Linked DNA regions of Homo sapiens: region 1 is linked to region 2. A link is an interaction called in ENCODE POLR2A ChIA-PET data of the cell type or tissue named here. Cell type or tissue: K562. All regions are shown on one strand. Each heading gives the region's core, and the rest is flanking DNA. Links, peaks and the distances in the headings are about the cores only.

Evidence for each region. ChIA-PET counts read pairs that join two places held together with the same protein. Peaks named below come from ENCODE experiments on the same cell type or tissue, not always from the same donor. Only the 100,000 strongest peaks of a DNase experiment are listed, where the experiment ranks them.
Region 1: POLR2A ChIA-PET joins it to region 2 with 16 read pairs; 14 of 35 experiments call an interaction of 5 or more read pairs at or near these places.

The regions. Positions count from the first base shown.
Region 1 is chr10:96,064,492-96,067,409 of GRCh38, reverse strand. All of the region lies in intron 2 of ENTPD1-AS1 (ENTPD1 antisense RNA 1), which reads left to right. Among named protein-coding and RNA genes, the nearest start is that of MIR3157, 1.6 kb to the right of the region's middle. In K562, for the core only: no CTCF peak of the experiment used is centred there; a DNase peak (open chromatin) is centred at 1,399; H3K4me3 peaks cover 623 bases.
Region 2 is chr10:96,128,701-96,131,618 of GRCh38, reverse strand. It overlaps ZNF518A (zinc finger protein 518A), which reads right to left and starts at 1,322. Exons shown (of 6, transcript NM_001330736.2): 1 at 867-1,322. It overlaps LOC124902486 (a long non-coding RNA gene), which reads left to right. Exons shown (of 2, transcript XR_007062254.1): 2 at 1-2,564. RefSeq lists enhancers at 558-1,461, 1,270-1,909, 1,462-2,366. In K562, for the core only: a CTCF peak has its summit at 958; DNase peaks (open chromatin) are centred at 1,068 and 1,618; H3K4me3 peaks cover 2,314 bases.

The DNA of each region.
Region 1 (2,918 bases), core at 170-2,669, 64 kb after region 2:
CCTAAAATGCTGGGATTACAAGCATAAGCCACTGTGCCCAGCCTAAAACTTAAATTTTTTGAGGTGTGGAATCCAAATTTGTTTTTCTAGGTGGCTACCCAGTTGACCTAACTCAATTTATTGAATAATATTTATTTTCCTCTACTAATTTAAGATACCACCTTTATTATATAATAAATTCTAAATATGTTTATTTTGGGAATTTCTGTTCTGTTTCACAGAATTGTGTGTCAACTCATTTGCCAGTACCATTTTTATTTTTTATAGATTTGTAATATATTTTAATATGTCATGGGGCTTTTCTATATTCATTATTCTTTATTTAGGTAATTTAAAAAAATTACCTTGTTAGAGTATGTTAAATTTATAGATTAAGGACAATTGACATCTTTATAAAGTTTACACTTTCTATAAAAGTATATGGTATGCCTTGTGCAACTTTCTTTTGTGTCATAAGTATTTTAGAGTTTTCTTTATGTAGATCTTGTGCATGTGTTGTATTTATTGCCATTTTGTCTTATTTTGGTGGCCATTATAATTGAGTATATCTTGCATTAAATCTAATTGGTTGTTGTTTGTATATATGAGAGCTATTTTAATTGTGTAGCCAGCCAATTTACTAAATTTCCTTATCACGTGTGATAGTTTTTCAGTTGATTACCTTGCATTTCCAGGTATACATTGATTCTGCAAATAGTTGTAATTTTACCTCCTCCTTCCCAATGTTTAAACTGTATTTTATTTTCTCTTGTTTAGTTGTATTGCATGTATAGGTAGGTATTAGTTTTTTTCTTTTTCCCTTTTATAATTCATTTTTACTGCTTTTGTCTTATTTCTTTCCTCCTGCTTTTGTTTGGTTTCTTGTTCTTAGACTTTTTCAGTTGGATGTTAATTTTATTCTGAGCATTGCTTTAGTTTTATCCCAGAGCTCATGATACGTAGAATTTTTGTTACAAGTGATTTTCTAGATAATTTGAAATTTCAGTTTCGATTTCTTATTTGACCTAAAGATTATTTGAGTTCTTTGGTCCTATTACATATTTCTTTTTAGTCACATTTTCATCAGAATATGTCTTCTGTAGTAATTCTACTTTTTGGAATTGTTGCAGTTTTTTGGTGGATTAATACATAGTCAAGTTTTGTAAAACCTCACATTAGAGTTTGATATTATCCAAGAAAACTTACAGAAATATAGTCAGTTATTAGTATACTGTTGTGTAAAGTGAAATCCAGTAATGGATTGACCTCATCTAACAAAGGCAAAAGTGGAAGTGTTTTTGCAGTTTGGAAACCATGAATTTTATTTTCTCTAGATAAGCTGCAGATTAGCTGGTAGCTAGCAAAGAGGCCAGTAAGGATATTCTGATCTCAGGCACCTAGATGGGTCAACAAAGAAAGCAATTTCAGTTATCTAAGGACTCTTTAGAAGACAGAATTTTGCTGTTGGCATGCGTGACAGGCTATCTCTGTACATCTGGCGGTGTACTTTGTTTTCTCTGCCGTCTTTGTTATTCCAGGTCTGCACCATTTCCTTCTCAGAATATCTAATATGTGTCCATTAGATGAACCATAATGGTGTGTTAGGGTTTTGTATATCCTTGCTTTTTTTTTTTTTAATGTTACTGATCTGTCATGGACTTAGAGAAATAAATTAGTTTCTTACCTACCATCTTTTTTTTTTTTTTTGAGACGGAGTCTTGCTCTGTCACCCAGGCTGGAGTGCAGTGGCGCCATCTCGGCTCACTGCAAGCTCCGCCTCCTGGAGCTTTCTCCTGCTTCAGCCTCTGGAGTAGCTGGGACTACAGGCGCCCGCCACCACACCCGGCTAACTTTTTGTATTTTTGGTAGAGACGGAGTTTCACCGTGTTAGCCAGGATGGTCTCGATCTCCTGACCTCGTGATTCGCCCGCCTCGGCCTCCCAAAGTGCTGGGATTACAGGCGTGAGCCACTGCACCCTGCCCCATGTTTTTCTTTTATTTCTCTGTAAAACCTTTATAGTTTGTGCATAATATTGCTACAGTTATTTGATCCAGAAGTATTAATAACTTCATCCTTATCATGAACTGTAACCTTTAGCATTATAAAGTGCCCTTTTTAAAATTTGGTTTAATACATTTTGGCCAAAATTCAGCCTTGTCTGTTATTAAGATCTTGATCCTTGCTTTTTGTTTGAGTTTTTCTGGTATCTCTACTTTTTCGTTGATCTTCAACCTTTCTTAATCATTTTATTTTAGACCTGTCTCTCATACAACATAGATTTGAGTTTCACTTTGTGATTCAGTCTGAAGTTCTTTTTCCCTTAATAGTTGAGTTTGTTTTCATTTATTGATTTGATATGTTTGGACTTAGTTCTGTCAGATTATTTTGTTATACTTTTGCTATTTATACCTTTAAAGTATAGTTTACTATATGGAAAGTTTGCTTTGTTTTATTCCTTCTTTTCATAATTAGAAAGCTTTGTGTTTTTGTTCCTGTAGTTAACTTTGTAATACAGATTGTATAATCAGTATTTCTGTTTTCTATTTAGCCAGTATCTCAGTATCTGTAATTCACTTTTATAAGTAATAACAGAATTAGTATATTTCCTTTCCTTTATTCTATCCCTCAATTCTATCAATTTTGTTTTCTTTCTTAGGGTTTACCTTTGTACCATTAAATATCCATGTACCATTCTTACTCAATTTGTCATTATTGCAGAAAGCTTTCTGACTCCCATCTTCTCTTACTAACCTACCCTGATACTGTCAGATCATTCTTCCTAAAACCACCATTTTCTAAAATCATTATTCTTTCTAAAACCAATCTTCCTAAAATCATCATTCTTCCTAAAATCACCAGTATCATATCACAAATCCTCAGCGATATCTCTGACCCCACAAAGTCTGTATTCTCTTCTGGCTTTCAAAACTCCGTAACT
Region 2 (2,918 bases), core at 127-2,626:
ATTTGGTTGTGTAACATACCTACATTTTATTCTCCCCTTTTGTTGGCAATTTTCTGTATCTAGGGATGATCTAATTTACAGTTTCTATGGCAAAAATCAACATCGTTTACTATGCTTACCTTCCCCAGGAAATCCCAACACCCTCAAAGTGTTAACAGAACGCAATGTCTCTTTATAAATTTCAGAAAAGACAATTTTGCTGAAAGATAGTGAATGCATTTCTATAAATTTGCAGTTAAACTCAAAAAATGTTAGGAAATTTCACTGAATCAATTTAAATGTTTTAAATTAAACCTGAGGATATCAACCTTAGAGTACACTCAAATCAGACCCCTTGCTGCAGAAAAAGCAATTCAACAATTACCAGTAACTAGATCTAACATGCACACTTTCAAGTTAATAGAATTCCTATCCTGACAGTTTGGTGTCTTCATGTTTTATCACTGCGACAACTGTACAAATTCCAACATTCTTATGAATTCCTTGAACATTGACTTATTTTATTTTTCTAGGGTTTTTTAGACGTTTGACAACATACTCAACAATGTTTGCACTAAAACAGCTCACATACACTACTTGCTCTCAAATTTAAACCTAAAAAGAAAACTGAGTCTTAACTGTTGTATTCTGAACTTTAAAGCTACATCTGTTTGATCGGTCCACTTAAGAGTTAAAACATTTTTCCTTATATACATTTCGCTCTATGTACTTTTCAATTACCACAGCCACCTAGGAAGAGACTGTCTACTTGACAAAGAGGACACCATGTAACGAATAGAGTCAAAATGAACCCTACATGTGAGAAAGCCAGTTACAAAGAAATCCAACTGCCACTGGGTGTGGTTAGGGTCTGCGGGGAAGAGCACCTTTGGCCAACTCTGGAGAAGAGCGAGCGCGTCAGGGAGCAGGGCATCTCTGCAAGAAATGGCCCCCAATGACCATACGCTGGGCCAGCAATAGGGACGCCGTCGAGTCGGGCCTGCGAACCTATAGCTCGAGGGGTGCGGTCTGCGGGGCGCCCTTGCTGTCTCCACCAACCACGAAACCCGCCGAGTGAGTGCTTCGAGCGCCGCGCGCCCAGCTTCGCCCCAAACACCGCGCCCGATCCGCCCCTTCCTCCGGGGTTCGGCTGCCCCGCGGGGAGCGCGGAGGCACACCGTCTCCTACTCCCACCCAGCTCCTAGAATGTAGGAGAGTGTAGAGTTCAAAAAGCCCGGAAGTAAAACAACCCCAGGTTAAGAAAGTAAGGGTAAGCTCTAGCAGTCGGCAAAAGCGCTCGGCAAAAAAACCCCGACTTCTCCAGAAAAACTTTGCGGCAAGTTAAGCGGAAGCGCTGAATGGCCGGGACTATTTAACTCGCGCTTCCTCTCACAAGAGGCGGATCCCTGGACCTGTTTGGGGGACCCTGACGGTCCACAAACTCGCCGTTTGCCTGCTGGGTGGCCCTCTAGAAGTTCTGACATCCTAAAAGGTCTGGGCAGTCCCGCTGACGGGGAATACCTGTCGTAGTACCCATTGCCTGCGAGTCCCTGATGGCGGCCATTACACTTCCATCCGGGTATTGCCGAAAAGCTGATCGCAGCGCTACCGGGAGCGCACGCTGCGGCGGAGGGATCTGCGCTTTACCTGAGACAAGCGGAAGAGAACGGAGGCCGGCAGGGTCCGCGCTCGGTCTGACGAGACTAGGCCATGGAGCTGGGTTCGCCGCTGACCTCTCCATCTAGCGCGCGGCCCCGGCGCCCACCAGTCCAGTGACCCACTACTACCTCTTTGCTCACCAGCAGCTGCTGATCTTACTGCCGGTGAAATGGCAGACAAACGTCTACTCTGTGCTCTTCAGAGTAGACACCAGGAGCAGGAACTGTATGCACTTCCCAAGCCCTTGCTGACTGGGAATGGTCTCCACCCTGAGATTTTAACCAGTTCCGGTTTAGCAAATGGCGCCTCCCCACCTCTGGCTTCTGGCACGCAGGTTTTAGCAACCATTGTAGCCCACGTCAACGAAAGAAGCTGCCGCCAGTAGTTCTAGAAGACATACTGAACTCCAAACCTGTATATATTGAATAATTGATCAAAAACTATCTTCACAATGAGGGAGGCTCACATCTCCCTCAAACGAATACTTCCTCTACCTGACAACAGGGCTGGACAGTTAATATGGTTGGCTTTACCCCAAAGGCCAGTGTGGCTCCTCTTCTGTTCTTTATAAATCCAACCTACTAATTGATACCTCACTTTCTACATAATTCTACATAAATTATCTTCCTTTTAAAATGTGGGGAGGGAATAAGTGGCGGCAAACGTTTAAGCAACAACAAAAAACCTTGGCGCAGAAGGATATACCAATAAATTGAAAGTGAAACTATGATCAGATTTTTCATTTTTTAATGTTCCGTGTTTTCTTAAGTAGCATGTATGACATTTATAATTTTTAAAAATTTTTTAAAATATGTGTATGATACATATTTTTCATTGTCTTAGGGCAGGCTTTTGAAAATGTCAGCCTGTAGCCAAATGCAAGATTTTCTCCATCCTTTAATAAAAAGCACACTGAGAAATCCTCACTTTGTCTTTAGGAAGCCTTCTTTATTATTGTGTTTACTGGGCTACACAATTCCACCTAGAAAAGGCGAATGAGCGGAAATTCACATTAGTCATATTTATGCTTGTGTAAAACACACAAGGAGAAATCTTCTGTAAATACCAAAGGGGATGCCATTATGGAATGAAGAACATGTTTACAAAGTGGATTTTATTCCGCATCGTACATCACCCATCTCTCTTCAGGTCCTCATTTCTGTGCAAGCCAGACATGCACACACATCACAGCAGAAAGAGAGAGAACGAGATTTTTCTTTTAATAACAAAAAACGATGTTAGTTTGGAAAAATGGACAGAGTTTTTTGTTCTGTGTTTTG